Linked DNA regions of Homo sapiens: region 1 is linked to region 2. Evidence: read pairs that join two places in POLR2A ChIA-PET (ENCODE). Cell type or tissue: endothelial cell of umbilical vein. All regions are shown on one strand. Links, peaks and the distances in the headings refer to the core of each region. The heading gives the core; the rest is flanking DNA.

The links. Peaks named below come from ENCODE experiments on the same cell type or tissue, not always from the same donor. Only the 100,000 strongest peaks of a DNase experiment are listed, where the experiment ranks them.
Region 1: POLR2A ChIA-PET joins it to region 2 with 6 read pairs; 5 of 35 experiments call an interaction of 5 or more read pairs at or near these places.

What each region holds. Positions count from the first base shown.
Region 1 is chr2:208,043,286-208,051,392 of GRCh38, forward strand. No RefSeq gene overlaps it. Among named protein-coding and RNA genes, the nearest start is that of PLEKHM3, 22 kb to the left of the region's middle. In endothelial cell of umbilical vein, for the core only: no CTCF peak of the experiment used is centred there; no DNase peak of the experiment used is centred there.
Region 2 is chr2:207,703,021-207,710,017 of GRCh38, forward strand. No RefSeq gene overlaps it. Among named protein-coding and RNA genes, the nearest start is that of CCNYL1, 5.1 kb to the right of the region's middle. In endothelial cell of umbilical vein, for the core only: no CTCF peak of the experiment used is centred there; a DNase peak (open chromatin) is centred at 5,471.

The sequences.
Region 1 (8,107 bases), core at 2,451-4,950, 340 kb after region 2:
GAAACAGGAGCATTAACAATCTCTCCAGGGGATTCCTATACACACTAAAGTTTGAAAGGCATTATAAAAATTGAGAAAAGAAGTGGTCGGAGTGGAATGAGAGCTGAAGGAAAAGTTTTTATACATATTTTCCATTTTAAAAAATAGAGATAAGGTCTCGCTATGTTGTCCAGGCTGGCCTTGAACTCCTGGTCTCAAGCAGTCGTCCCACCTCAGCCTCCCAAAGTGCTGAGATTACAGATGTGAGCCACCGTGTCTGGCCTCCCAGAATTATTAAAGCCAGTGGTAGACCAAGGGTAGGGCAGTGGGAACAATAATAAAATCAACTGAAAGTTGGGCCGTGCTGATCACCATGTGCCAGCAAACGTAAACAAGGTCAATGACAAAATATTCCTCCCTGAAAAAAATATTTGGCGTAAATCTGAACAATTGCTGAGGTTACTGAGTTTTAATAATGTGCATGTAAACTTCAACTTAGCACATTTTATTACTCATCCTTCAGCAAACCCAGTGTTCTACATGGAAGTAAATTACAAGAATTTCCAGTTATACATTCAGTTTCCAACACACGGGACTCAGCGATGCTGGCTCCTTATTTATTTATTTATTTATTTATTTATTTATTTATTTATTTATTTATTTATTTATTTTGAGACAGAGTCTTGCTGTCGCCCAGGCTGGAGTGCAGTGGTACAATCTCCGCTCACTGCAAGCTCCGCCTCCCAGGTTCACGCCATTCTCCTGCCTCAGCCTTCCGAGTTGCTGGGACTACAGGCGCCCGCCACTACGCCCGGCTAATTTTTTGTATTTTTAGTAGAGACGGGGTTTCACGGTGTTAGCCAGGATGGTCTCCTGACCTCGTGATCCGCCCGCCTTGGCCTCTCAAAGTGCAGGGATTACAGGCGTGAGCCACTGCGCCCGGCCTGCAGGCTCCTTTAAAAGTACCTTTATAATGGACCAGATGGTTCCAGCTCACTTTGGGGGCCTAGTTGTGATTTCAATCCTAGTGAAATGCCTGTGTTTAAACAGTAGATTTGAAATAATAGTGATTACAAAGAGAAAAAATAAGAATATGAGTTAACTTTAGTTCTGTCCTTTGTGACCTTTTGGGCTATTGATATTTGTAATATGAAACAGTGAAACAATGCAGACTACAAAGTGAATGTATTTGATTGGCAAAAATTTGATTACAAATTTTCATTTTTACGTGAAATATTGTACTGAATTTGAATAAAATCTTTACAATTGGAATTTATTCTTGTTTTTAACATGTTGGTCTTTCATAATTATTATCAAACTGTAATGCTATTATTCATTGCTGCAACCAACCAGTATGTAGGCACAAAGTTACAAGATTTTCCTTTTATGAGAAACAAAAACAAAATACGTCATTGTTATTAAAAAGCATTAATCCATATTTTCCTTTTTTGTAATGTAATAATTTTTACTAGAACAAAGTTTAATAAAATATTTTCACTTTCTGCTTTTCTTTTCTGAAAGATAAACTATTATTATTGTTGTTTTACTTAATGATTTTGTTTCTGAAATTGAGTTTGTTGTATAGAGAATAGGAATCTGCTGTGCCACTGGTTAAAACTATCTCCTTTTTTTTTTCCCTTTTTTTTGAGACAGAGTCTAGCTCTGTCATCTGAGCTGGAGTGCAGTGGCATGTTCTTGGCTCACCTCCCCAGCTCAAGTGATCCTCCCACCTCAGCCTCCCGAGTAGCTGGAGCTACAGATGCACGTCACCATGCTTAGTTAATTTTTGTATTAAAACTATCTCAATTTTAGTTGATAAGTACTGATCACCATGACTTACCAGTTTATTAGTTTGTTAGAGTCCATCTCATGTAATTTTTAATGAAGAGTACAGAGGTGGCTTCTTTCCAAGTGCTTTTGAATTGGAGGAGTCTTTATATTGCCTTTTCCTGAATAAAAATGTGGCTGAGTATTATTTCAACCTCATTTCTCAGCACTCTGTAAACATTGTTTCATTGCGTTCAGGTATTTCATGTGACACAAAAAGAGAAACTTGTGACAATATTAATTTTTTTCTTTGTTTTGGGATTTAATTTTTATAATGAGAAAATATGGTAGCTTTTTTTTTCTTAATTCTGTGGTTCAAAAATTTTGTTCAAATATGTCTAGGTGTACGTTTTTCTTGATTTTTTTTTTTTTTTTTGAGACAGGGTCTCACTCTATCACCTAGGGTGGAGTGCAATGGCATGTTCGTAGCTCACTGCAGCCTCGAATTCCAGGGCTTAAGCAATCCTCCCACCTCAGCCTCTGGAGTAGGATCTATAAGCATATGCCACCACACCTGGCTAATTTCCTTTATTTTTATTTTTATTTTTTTTTTTTGAGACGGAGTCTCGCTCTGTCGCCCAGGCTGGAGTGCAGTGGCAGGATCTCGGCTCACTGCAAGCTCCGCCTCCCGGGTTCACGCCATTCTCCTGCCTCAGCCTCCCAAGTAGCTGGGACTACAGGCGCCCGCCACTACGCCCGGCTAATTTTTTGTATTTTTAGTAGAGACGGGGTTTCACCGTTTTAGCCGGGATGGTCTCGATCTCCTGACCTCGTGATCCGCCCGCCTCGGCCTCCCAAAGTGCTGGGATTACAGGCGTGAGCCACCGCGCCCGGCCATTTCCTTTATTTTTTTGTAGAGATGAGGTCTCACTGTGTTGCCCAGTCTGGTTTTGAAGTCCTGAGATTTATTTCATCTGGAACATGTATTAGCACTTTTGATCTAGTTAAACAACTTCACTCATTCATTCATACGCATTCATTTTCTTATATCAGACTTCTATTTTACAGTGGTTCTGACTTATTTTTTTCCTAACTCAACTGAAGCACACAATACAGCCCAATTAGCAGACACTAATTACTGCAATTTAAAAGTACGCCAGCCCATTGGGGCCATTCTCATCATGTGCCCACCCAGGCTGTTATCACACTCTCTCATCTCCACCCTCCAGTGGAGAATCACTCTCCTCTCATATCCCTGGTGAGTGTGTCTTTCCACTGATTCTGAGTTCTTAAGAAATGTCAGTTGACTCTGTTTTTCGCTCTTTAGCCTTCATTTCTACCATCTTATCTTTATCATTCATTGTCCTTTTTTTCCCTGTATTTTGGGAAAGTTATTTAACTTGTCCTTGTCACTACAGCATCAGTTTTGCTACGCTTCCAACATTGTGGTGTTTTGTTTTGTTTTTGAGTCGGAGTCCCACTGTGTTGCCCAGGCTGGAGTGCAATGGCATGATCTTCGGCTCACTGCAACCTCCACCTCCCGGGTTCAAGCAATTCTCCTGCCTCAGCCTCCTGAATAGCTGGGATTACAGGTGTCCACCACTATGTCCGGCTAATTTTTGTATTTTTAGTAGAGACGGGGTTTCACCATATTGGCCAGGCTGGTCTCTTGGCCAGGCTGGTCTCGAACTCCTGACCTCATGATCCGCCAGCCTCAGCCTCCCAAAGTACTAGGATTATAGGAGTGAGCCACTGTGCCTGGCCTGTTTTTTTTTTTTTTTTTAATTCCAGCACACAAGAATTTCCTTGCAATCTTTCTTCATTACATCATTCTTCCTTTAATAAAAATCTTGTTGTGGCCAGGCATGATGGCTCATGCCTGTACCCAGCATTTTGGAAGGCCGAAGTGGGAAGATCGTTTGAGCTCAGGAGTTCCAGACCAGCCTGAGCAACAGAGTGAGACCCTATTTCTAAATAAAATAAAATAAAATAAGATAAAATATTAGCTGGGTGTGGTGGCTCATGCCTATAGTCCCAGCTACTTGAGAGGCTGAGAAGGGAGTAACGCTTGAGCCCAGGAGTTTGAGGCTGCAGTGAGCCATGATCGTGACGCTGCACTCTGTCTCAAAAAAAAAAAAAAAAAAAAAAAAGATTGTCTATGGTATGGTCTGAATGCTTGCATTCCCCAAAAATTTATATGTTGAAATCCTAACCCTCAAGGTGAAGGTATTAGGAGGTAAAAGGCCTTTGGGAGGTGATTAGGTCATGGGATGGAGTCTTCATGCATTGGATTAGTGTCTTAATAAAAGAGGCCTGAGAGAGGCCCTTCCCTCTGGCTTCTTCAGCCACGTGAGATTACAGTGAGAAGACGGCTGTCTAAAGGGAAGCAAGCAGGCCTTCACCAGACACCGAATCTGCCAGTGCCTTGATCTTGGACTTCCAAGCCTAGAGAACAATCAGAAATAAATTTCTGTTCTTTAAAAGCCACCCAGTCCATGGTGCTTTGTTAGAGTAGCCTCAACAGATGAATACATTGCATTTTTCATTTCATCCTTATGTCTTGATTTTATTCCTTTCTTTTAATAACTCCTGGCCCTTCCCTTAAAAAAAAAATAATCCTTCTTATACCTTTGGAGACTTCCAGTTCCCTGAAGTTTCCTTCTGTATTCTACAGTAGATCAATTCCTGGGGCAAGCTCTACCCTGGAACCTTCTGGAAGTTGTTTCCTTTTTCCTATTCTGCAAGTGTCTCCAAGGCTGCAGTGTTTTGCCCTCTTTACTCATCCTTGAATAAGGTAAGCTACGTCTAGACTGAAGGTTTATTATCAAACAAGCTCTTGAATCCATTCTCTGTCAAGTGGAATAATGCTGGAGCCCTCTTCTCAGACACATCCGGAGAAGAGGTCACCTCTGTAGCTGTCAGGTCAGTTTCCAGGTTTCAGTCAGCTTTCCCCTACCTGCTCTCTGGCAGCAGATTTCACTGGTGCTCACTCCTCGATTATGCCTTGACCTAGCCCCTCCCTTTCTTCCCCTCAGAGCTAACACTATGCCAGTGTTTGTCATAATCCTCTCTTTGCTTTTATTTCCTTTCTTTCTCCCTTCCCTCCCCTCCCCTCCCCTCCCATCCCGTTCCCTTCCCTGCCCTGCCCTGCCCTGCCCTGCCCTGCCCTGCCCTTCTTTCTTCTTTTTTTTTCTTTTTGAAACAGAGTTTCATTCTTGTTGCCCAGGCTGGAGTGCAGTGGTACATCTTGGCTCACTGCAACCTCCGCCTCCCCGGTTCAAGCGATTCTCTTGCCTCAGCCTCCCGAGTAGCTGGAACTACACGTGTGCACCACCACGCCCGGCTAATTTTGTATTTTTAGTAGAGACAGGGTTTTACCATGTTGGCCAGGCTGGTCTCCTGACCTCAGGTGATCCGCCTGCCTCGGCCTCCCAAAGTGCTGGGAATACAGGCTTGAGCCACGGCGCCTGGCCTCTTTGCTTTTATTTCTATAGTTGTATCATTTATACAGCTATAGTTGTATAGTTGTATCACATCACTTAGGATGTGATAAGCATCCCTAAATAATGTAATTAGTATTTCAAGAAATTTGAATGCAAGTTTATATTTTGCTTTTTTTCTTCTTATTATTATTGTTATTTTTCTCATCATTCCTATTCAAGGAAGTTTTTATCTTGGGAGGACTTGCTTCTTTCAATTTAATGTGCCAATGCCCTGCAGTCCAACAGGAAAACTCCTGCAGTTGAAGAAATTGAGTTCGTTACTCATTATAGTGAGGGGGAAGCACAGCATGGGGAAGGAGGGGGCATCTCAGTAAGAGAGTGTCAGGATATCTCAGTAAGAGGGTGTCAGGACATCCTAGTAAGAGGGTGTCAGGACTCATTGTAGGATTTGGGCTTCTGTTAGGTAATTTTGGGGAGAGTTTAAGGAACAAGGACTTTGCTCTGGATTAGATACTGTCAGGAGCACTGAGTATCGCACTAAATCTTATCTAGAAGGAGGGAAGGCTAGACCAAGGCTAATGCTGTAATTGGGAAAAAAGCAGCAGTCCCTCATATTAGCTAGAATAAGAGGGTACTTAGTCATTTTTGTGGTCTGGGCAATATCCATGTTTTGTCTGTGGTCAGATGTGATTACAGAGTAATCTTGTTTTTGTCTTTATCATGGTCACAGTGTGGCCTTATCTGGTGTTATGTTACATGAAATTACTTACTTTCAACAGGTGAACACCAATGTTTAGTTGTGAGCGGCCATCTGATAGCACGAGCACAGCTGCTGGATATTAGGGGTTGCTTTTCCTTTTTTTTTCTCAAATGTTGATGGGATTCATCCATGTCGTTACATGTAGCTATGGTTTATTCATTTTCACCACTCAGTAGTATTCTCTTGTATAGAATACTATTAAGCATTCCATATACAGTATAATACATTTGTGTGTATTACAATACAACCATTTTTATTTATTTGCTCTACTCTTGATGGACATTTGAATTGTTTGCAGTTTTGGACTATGACAAGTATGCTGCTATGAATATTCTTGTACATGTCTCGTGGTGCACATGCTCAAGGAATTCTATAGAGTATATATTTAGGAATGGAATTGCTTGGTCATAAGGATGTTACAACAGTCCCCCCAACATGTGGTTTTGCTTTCTGTGGTTTCAGTTACCCATAGTCAACGTCTGAAAATAGGTGAGTACAGTACAATCAGATATTTTGAAAGAGACCAAATTCATATAACTTTTATTACAGTATATTGGTATTATTGTTCTATTTTGTTAATTGTTGTTAATCTCTTACTGTGGCTAATTTATTATTCATAGGTATGTATGTATAAGGAAAAACATAGTATACATAGGGTTCAGTACTATCCGCAGTTTCAAGCATCCACTGGGGATCTTGGAACATATCGCCTGCAGGTAAGGCCCCAGGGAACACTTTAATCTTCAACTCTTTACTGTCAAACTGTTTTTCCAAAATACTTGTTACAGTTTACCTCCCTCTCCCCATCTGCCCACTGCTTAATTGTCTGATACTTGGAGCTTAACGCAGTGCACGGAAAATTGCGAGCCCCGGAATTCACTGCTGCAGTATTCTGGGGCTTGCAATTCAGTATTCTCAGCGCTTTACTTAGGGGGACCAGAACTTTCCCTGCCACATACTTTCTGCTTCATTTAAAATTGGAGACTCTTGAAAAGTTTTAAATGGAGATGGGAAGGAGCCAGTAAAGAAAGAGAGATTGAGGATACAGGGGAGAGAGACAGTAATCTGCAGAGAGAGGATCTTGGTCAGGTGAGAGAGGACAAAATGGAGGCACTGGCATTTCTTCCATTGCAAAGTAAACCATAAATAATGCCTGGATGAGCTTACAAGGAAGTCGCCATAACTGTGATTACTCTTACTAGACTTGGGATGGTCAGGGAAGGCTCTAGATAAAATGTTGTATTGAAGTTGGACTTCGAAGTCAGGCTATAATGGATATGGGCAGAAAGAAAGGGACGGGCTGATTTAGGGATAAAGCAAAAATCTCATAAAGCAAATGCTGGTGTGGAGGGTAAAGTTGTGGGAAATAATACTGGAAAGATACTTTTTTTTTTTTTTTTTTTTTTTTTTAAATAGAGATGGAGTCTTGCCATCTTGCCCAGGCTGATCTTGAACTCCTGGACTTGAGCGATCTTCCCACCTTGGCCTCCCAAAGTGCTGAGATTACAGGTGTGACCAACCATGCCCTGCCTGGAAAGAAAGATTTGAACAGACCAAGGAAGGTGTGAAACCTGGGCTGAGGATGAAACCATTACCTGAGGGGAATGATATGGTTTGGCTCTGTGTCCCCACCCAAATCTACCTTGAGTTGTAATAATCTCCATGTGTCAAGGGTGGGACCAGGTGGAGGTAACTGGATCATGGGATTGGTTCCCCCATGCTGTTCTCGTAATAATGAGTAAGTCTCAGGAGATCTGATGGTTTTATAAGCATCTGGCATTTCCTCTGCTTGCACTTGCTCCATTCTACCACGCTGTAAAGAAGGTGCCTGCTCATCCTTTGCCTTCTGCCATGATTATAAGTTTCCTGAGGCCTCCCTAGCAATGTGGAACTGTGAGTCAATTAAACCTCTTTCCTTTATAAATTACCCAGTCTCGGGTATTTCTTTATAGCAGAGTGAGAACAGACTAATACTGGGAGTTTGAAGGCTTTTGTGCAAGAAAGTAATGGGATAAAACCAATGTTGAATGCTAGATTGGAGTAGTCTAGACATAATGTAGTTATACTGAAAAAGAAGGGTCAGGTCTTAGACACCCTAAGAAGGGAGAATTAACATCTTAAGAAGGGAAAATTAGGTCTGTAAACTGGTTGTTTCATT
Region 2 (6,997 bases), core at 4,358-6,857:
GGCCAAGGCGGGCAGATCACCTGAGGTCAGGAGTACAAGACCAGCCTGACCAATATGGTGAAACCCTGTCTCTACAAAAAAATACCAAAAAATTAGCCTGGCGTGGTGTCACATGCCTGTTGTCCCAGCTACTTGGGAAGCTGAGGCAGGAGAATCGCTTGAACCCAGGAGGTAGAGGTTGCAGTGAGCTGAGATTGTGCCACTGCACTCCAGCCTGGGTGACACAGCGAGACTCTTAAAAAAAAAAAAGTAGCAATAATAATCACATTTAAAATCTTGTTTTATGGCCGGGTGCAGTGACTCACACCTGTAATCCCAGCACTTTGGGAGGCCGAGGAGGGCAGATCACGAGGTCAGGAGATGCAGACCATCCTGGCTAACATGGTGAAACCCTGTCTCAAATACAAAAAATTAGCCAGACGTGGTGGCACGTGCCTGTAGTCCCAGCTACGTAGTCGGGAGGCTGAGGCAGGAGAATCGCTTGAACCTGGAAGGCAAAGGTTGCAGTGAGCCAGGATTGTGCCACTGCACTCCAGCCTGGGTGACAGAGCAAGACTCCATTTCAAAAAAAAAAAAAAAAGTAGCCAGGCATGGTTGCAGGTGCCTGTAATCCCTGCTACTTGAGAGGCTGAGATGGAAGAATCGCTTGAACCTGGGAGATGGTGGTTGCAGTGAGCCAAGATCGTGCCACTGCACTCTAGCCTGGGCTGGTGAGTGAGACTCCGTCTCAAAAAAACAAAAAAAAGAAAAATATGATGTTCTTAATGTGTAAATTTTAGGAAATTTCCCCTATTACTCTTTTTAGTTTGATTTAATGTGTGTGTGTGTGTTGTTTTCAAAAAAATGTAAGTTGAATATATATTGAAAATATAAGTTGATGCGACAAAATAGACTTACAGCAAAATAGACTTATGCAGGTGAAAGCACCTGCAGAAAGCTGCGTTCTTTTTAACTCCTAAAAAACTCAGAGGCAAGGAGAAAAATGGGCTTCTCTGGATGCCAGATAGTGCATAAGACTTAGATTTGGTTACAGTAATTTTAGCATAATCCATTGTAAGCTGATGATCTGGATGAACTTCACAATAGTGAAGAAACTGGTTTTGAGATTTGGAGATTTTTTTCCCCTTCACTTGAAGGAATGTTGCTCACCACACCTCTTCTACTTGCCCCATGTTTTTAGATTAATGTTTCCTGGAGAAGTGAAACACACTGAGATTAGATAGCTGCATTCTGTAAGAAGTCTGACTATTGTGAGATTACCATGCTATAGGGAATGTGCAACCAGTCCCACATGTGCCAGCCTTCACGGGCTAGTCACTTGATTTGCAAGTCATCATAAACTTTCAGTCTTGGGGATGTGATTTGGAGAAGAGTGGAAGAACCCCACTGACAGCTAGAGCTAACACTCCAGACATATGGCCCCAGGTGAGCAGTCTCAGCCAGGTCCAATCGTTACGTCCACTCCAGATGAGGCCCCAGTCATCCTGGAGCAGGCATGAACAGTCCCTATAGTGGCCTGCCTAATTTCCTGACCCGAACTCATGAGCTTTATACAATGGTTGTTGTTTTTTAAAATGCTACAGGAGAACAGAAACTAGAAGCAGAGGCATAAAACAGAATAGGAAATACTGAACAAAATAAGGAATCATTGCACACAATTCTCAAATTGTGATTGTTAGTACTGTCAATTCAACTTTTTCATCTATTTATCCATTCATTCAGGAAAAATTTGTTGAGAGTGCTACAAGCTAGTTAGTGTGGGAGATATTGAAAAATGACTAAATTAGCTCTGATCTCAGCAAGTTCCTAGTTTAATGGGGGTGTCAGACAAGTAAACAATTAGCACACACTGTAATACAATGTTGCTCTATAGTAAGGGTTTGGAGAAGGAACTGATTGCTTTGAAGATGCAGAATCTCACAGCCTTGAGGGAATCAAAGAAATTCATAGGCACTCTGAGGCTCAAAGACTGAATAGAGGTTTATCAGATGGCCAGAGCAGGGCAGCTACTGAGTTCCCAACTCTTTAGATCTTGAAGCTAACACTATGGCTGCAAAGAACAGGACAGGTCCAGTTTGGACACTCTAGCTTCAATTGCTCCTGTGAGCTCAGAGTTTTTCTTTTTCTTTCCTGAGCAAAGCATTGATTACATAACCAGAATTTTTTTTTTTTTTTTTTTTTTTGAGACAGAGTCTCGCTCTGTCACCCAGGCTGGAGTGCAGTGGCGCGATCTTGGCTCACTGCAAGCTCCGCCTCCCAGGTTCACGCCATTCTCCTGCCTCAGCCTCCCGAGTAGCTGGGACTACAGGCGCCCACCACTGCGCCCAGCTAATTTTTTGTACTTTTTAGTAGAGACGGGGTTTCACCGTGTTAGCCAGGATGGTCTCGATCTCCTGACCTTGTGATCCGCCCGCCTCGGCCTCCCAAAGTGCTGGGCAGAATTTTTTTTTAATAAGAGCATTCATGGCCGGGTGCGGTGGCTCATGCCTGTAATTCCAGCACTTTGGGAGGCAGAGGTGCGTGGATCAATTGAGGTCAGGAGTTCGAGACGAGCCTGACCAATATGGTGAAACCCCATCTCTACTAAAAAGTACAAAAAAGTTAGCTGGGCGTGGTGGCACACACCTGTAGTCCCAGCTACTCGGGAGGCTGAGGCAAGAGAATTGCTTGAACCCAGGAGGCGGAGGTTGCAATGAGCCAAGATTGTGCCATTGTACTCCAGCCTGGGCGACAGAGTGAGACTCCATCCAAAAAAAAAAATGTATTCTATTTCATCTGTGTGTTGAAAAGAAACAGCTCATGGAGTGTGTGGCATTATTCAATGTAGACTCATCAAACAAGCACCCTATAGAAGCAAGGTCTGCTCAGCACAGGAGACAAGGACCTATTCCCAATAAAATTCAATCTAAGTAGGTATTTTGTTTGTTCATTTGTTTTAATGTGCTTTCTATACAAACATATCGCTTAAGACTAGTTTCCTGGGCCCTATATCCATCCAGATTGCTGTCCTAATCCCTTCTGATAGAAAATTTCTAGAGGTACTTAAGGGTAGACTGCATGCTGTGAGGATAAAAATAGAGTTGTCTTAACAATAGGGCAATAGAGCCATCATGAGAAAAAGATGACGTCCTAAAATCTATGAGCTTTGTTTCTAGGGGACAAATCTGGTTCAAAAGACTTCCTCAAACTTTTCCCTGCTGTCAAGTTTAATGCAATTCCTCCTCCTCCTCCAGTTTTGTCTTTCTAATGTCAGCTTGATTTGAGAAGGTACCTGTCAAAAAGGCTACTAGAATAACCTGGTGGGAATGTGTTAAGCCATTGCAAGAAAATGGTTCCAGCTGGCCGGGTGTAGTGGCTCACGCCTATAATCCCAGCACTTTGGGAGGCTGAGGTGGGTGGATCACCTGAGGTCAGGGGTTCGAGACCAGCCTGGCCAACATGGTGAAACCCCGTCTCTACTAAAAAAATACAAAAAATTAGCCGGGTATGGTGGCACATGCCTGTAATCCCAGCTACTCAGGAGGCTGAGGCAGGAGAATCGCTTGAACCTGGGAGGCGGAGGTTGCAGTGAGCCGAGATCGTGCCATTGCACTCCAGTCTGGGCAACAAGAGCAAAACCCTGTCTCAAAAAAAAAAAATTTTTGCTCTGTCCCCCAGGCTAAAGTGCAGTGGCGCTATCTTGGCTCACTTGAACTCCGCCTCCCGAGTTCAAGAGATTCTCCTGCCTCAGCTGGAATTACAGGCGTCTACCACCATGTCCAGGTAATTTCTGTATTTTTAGTAGAGATGGGGTTTCTCCATGATGGCCAGGCTGGTCTCAAACTCCTGACCTCAGGTGGTCCGCCGCCTCGGCCTCTCAAAGTGCTGGGATTACAGGCATGAGCCACCAGACCTGGCTAGTTTATTTATTTATACTTGTGTTGTTCCCAGATTAATTTTGTAGTAAGTTTATTTCCTGAGCAAGTGTAGATGGCAGCTCTCTTATAAAACTAAGTAACTGCAAACAACATGTTGTTATAGTCATTGGAACTGGGAGTGGAGCAGGCATTTGCTTAGAAAACCAGGAGCCTGAACAGACACTTCCGGAAAAAAAAAAAAAAAGGATCTTCCACCCCCACTAGGAGGTGATCTGAGGAAGTCTAGCAGTGGGCTGAAAAGGCTGGGTAAGATTTTAGACCTTTTGCAGCACCTAGGCAAATGAAACTGGAAGCAAATACACCAGTTTATAAGGAGGAGAAAAGAGCCCAGGAAGGCAAAAGGAAGCTCCTAGTCTCTCTTAAAACTGCAAGCCCTTCCTAGAATTTGTCTCATAAAATACCCTGATGTTTGGAACTGTAATCACAGTGAAAATTTGGGGCAAGAACTGACCTGTCCAATGAGCATTATCTGCCCTGGTGATATGGCAAACTAACACCCTTCTCGTTTTTTTTTTCAGAGCATCATTTCTCATAAATTAGCTTTCTCATCTCAACTGACTCACTTGGCAGAAACAAATCTACATGGTGTAGAAGAGAGAAGGCAGGGGAATAGTTCAGAAGGAGTGAAAAGAGATAAGTGAAGAGATAAGTGGAAGAAGGGCAGTTTACTAAATTAGAGGTACCAGCACCATCGTATGACGAATTTACTGAAAAATCCAGATTGGAATTTTTTGAAATCAGGAATGAGAGAAGTTGAGCTGTTCCACATCATATTAGGCATAACAGTAATTCTTAAAATTTTTGCCAAGAGCTACCTTTGAGGGTATGATGAAAACTATAGACCCTCTGCTGAGAAAAAAAATGTATATATGACTTACACACAAAATCCTATTATATTAGAACAACTAGTTATGATACCTGAGATGGAACCAATTAGTCACAACACACACACAATAAACTGTATATTCCTGATCTCTTGACTGTCATAAAATTGTTCTTGCATCTAACCTAAAGTCTCATTCTATAGTTTAATCCTCTCTGTACTTTTTCTGTCTTCTTAGCTTAAGAAAAGATCATTACAAATTCCTTGTTTTTCACATACTCTTGCAAAGGGCTATGAAATTTTATTGCTATTATTCTTTCTCGCTTTTTTTTTTTTTTTTTTTTTTTTTTGAGACGGAGTCTCTCTCTGTTGCCCAGGCTGGAGTGCAATGGTGTGATCTTGGCTTATTGCAACCTCCGCCTCCTGGGCTCAAGCAATTCTCCTGCCTCAGCCTCCCAAGTAGCTGGGACTACAGGCACGTGCCACCATGCTCAGCTAATTTTTTTGTATTTTTAATAGAGACGGGATATCACCATGCTGGCCAAGCTGGTCTCAAACTCTTGACCTTGTGATCCACCCGCCTTGGCCTCCCAAAGAGCTGGGATTACAGGCATGAGCCACCATGCCAGGCCTGTTGTTATTCTGGTTTTAAACAGAAACTTCCTTAATTTTTCCTTACAGAATGTGGCAGAGAGTGCTAGTTGCCTTCCAATATCCGTTTCTTCCTTTTGTATTAGTCACCCTAGCTATATGACTATTGTTTTTTTTTTTTGAGCCTTCCCTGCAGCTAGGTATGGCTATGTGACTAAGCTTTAAGCCAATGATTTGTAAGCACTGTGCTATATGGGCCTTCCAAAATTTTTTCTTTCTTTTCTCTTTTTTTTTTTTTTTTTTGAGACAGAGTCTCACTCTGTCACCCAGGCTGGAGTGCAGTGGCACCATCTTGGCTTGCTGCAACTTCCACCTCCTGGGTTCAAGTGATTCTCCTGCCTCAGCCTCCCGAGTAGCTGGGACTACAGCTGCCACCATGTCCGGCTAATTTTTTTGCATTTTTTTTGGAGACGGAGTTTTGCTATGCAGCCCAGGCTAGAGTGCAGAGGTGTGATCTTGGCTCACTGCATCCTCCGCCTCCATGGTCCTGGTTCAAGCAATTCTCCTGCCTCAGCCTCCTGAGTAGCTGGAATTATAGGCAGGCACCACCATGCCCAGCTAATTTTTGTATTTTTAGTACAGACAAGGTTTGATCATGTTTGCCAGGCTGGTCTTGAACTCCTGACCTCATGATCCGCTTGCCTCGGACCTCCCAAAATGCTGGGATTACAGGTGTGAGCCACCGTGCCCAGCCTTTTTTTTTGTGTTTTTAATGGAGACAGGGTTTTGCCACGTTGGCCAGGCTGGTCTCGATCTCCTGACCTCAGGTGATCCACCCCCCGCTCAACCTCCCAAAGTGCTGGGATTACAGGTGTGAGCCACCATGCCCGGCCCCCAAATTTTTTCTTTCTTTTTCCTTCCTCCACCCTGCTGTCTGGAATGAAGACCCAATAGCTGGAGATCAATAGCCATCCTAGGCCATGAAGGTGGAGGTGATGGCCAATGTTGTCTGTTGACTCCCTTACTGGAAGTTTTGCAGGAACAGGAGCCTTTTTTTATCTTGGTGAAAGCAACATCCCCAGCACTTAAAAAGTATGTGACATGTGCTAAGAGCTCAGGTATTGAATGGATAGTGAACGTATGAGTTAACTCTGGACCTATATAAAGTCTCAGCTTCTTTCACAGAATCAAACTCTTGCTTAATTCAAAGCACATTCCTCCTACTTGCTTCCCTTTGCTCTCCCAGGCTTGCCACTGTTACAGAATTTTTTTTTCTTAATTCTCTCTAATATTCCCTTCATTCAAAATGTTTTAAAATCTATTTCCGTAACAATGCTTCCCAATATCTTCCTGGTTAGCAAGTTTTAAATTCTTCAGTTTTCAAGGTCGTAGATATCTATTTTTGTGTATGTCTGTTGTTAAATGCAGGCATTATTTTGTACCTTAAAATAGGCATCGTCTCAAGTCTACAAGAATCATCCAAAATGGTATCTAATGACATTCCTAGGGTTTCAGACAATTTTTTTTTTCTTTGAGACGGAGTCTTGCTCTGTCGCCCAGGCTGGAGTGCAGTGGACTGATCTTGGCTCACTGCAATCTCTGCCTCCCAGGTTCAGGAGATTCTCCTGCCTCAGCCTCCCTAGTAGCTGGGACTATGGGTGGACGC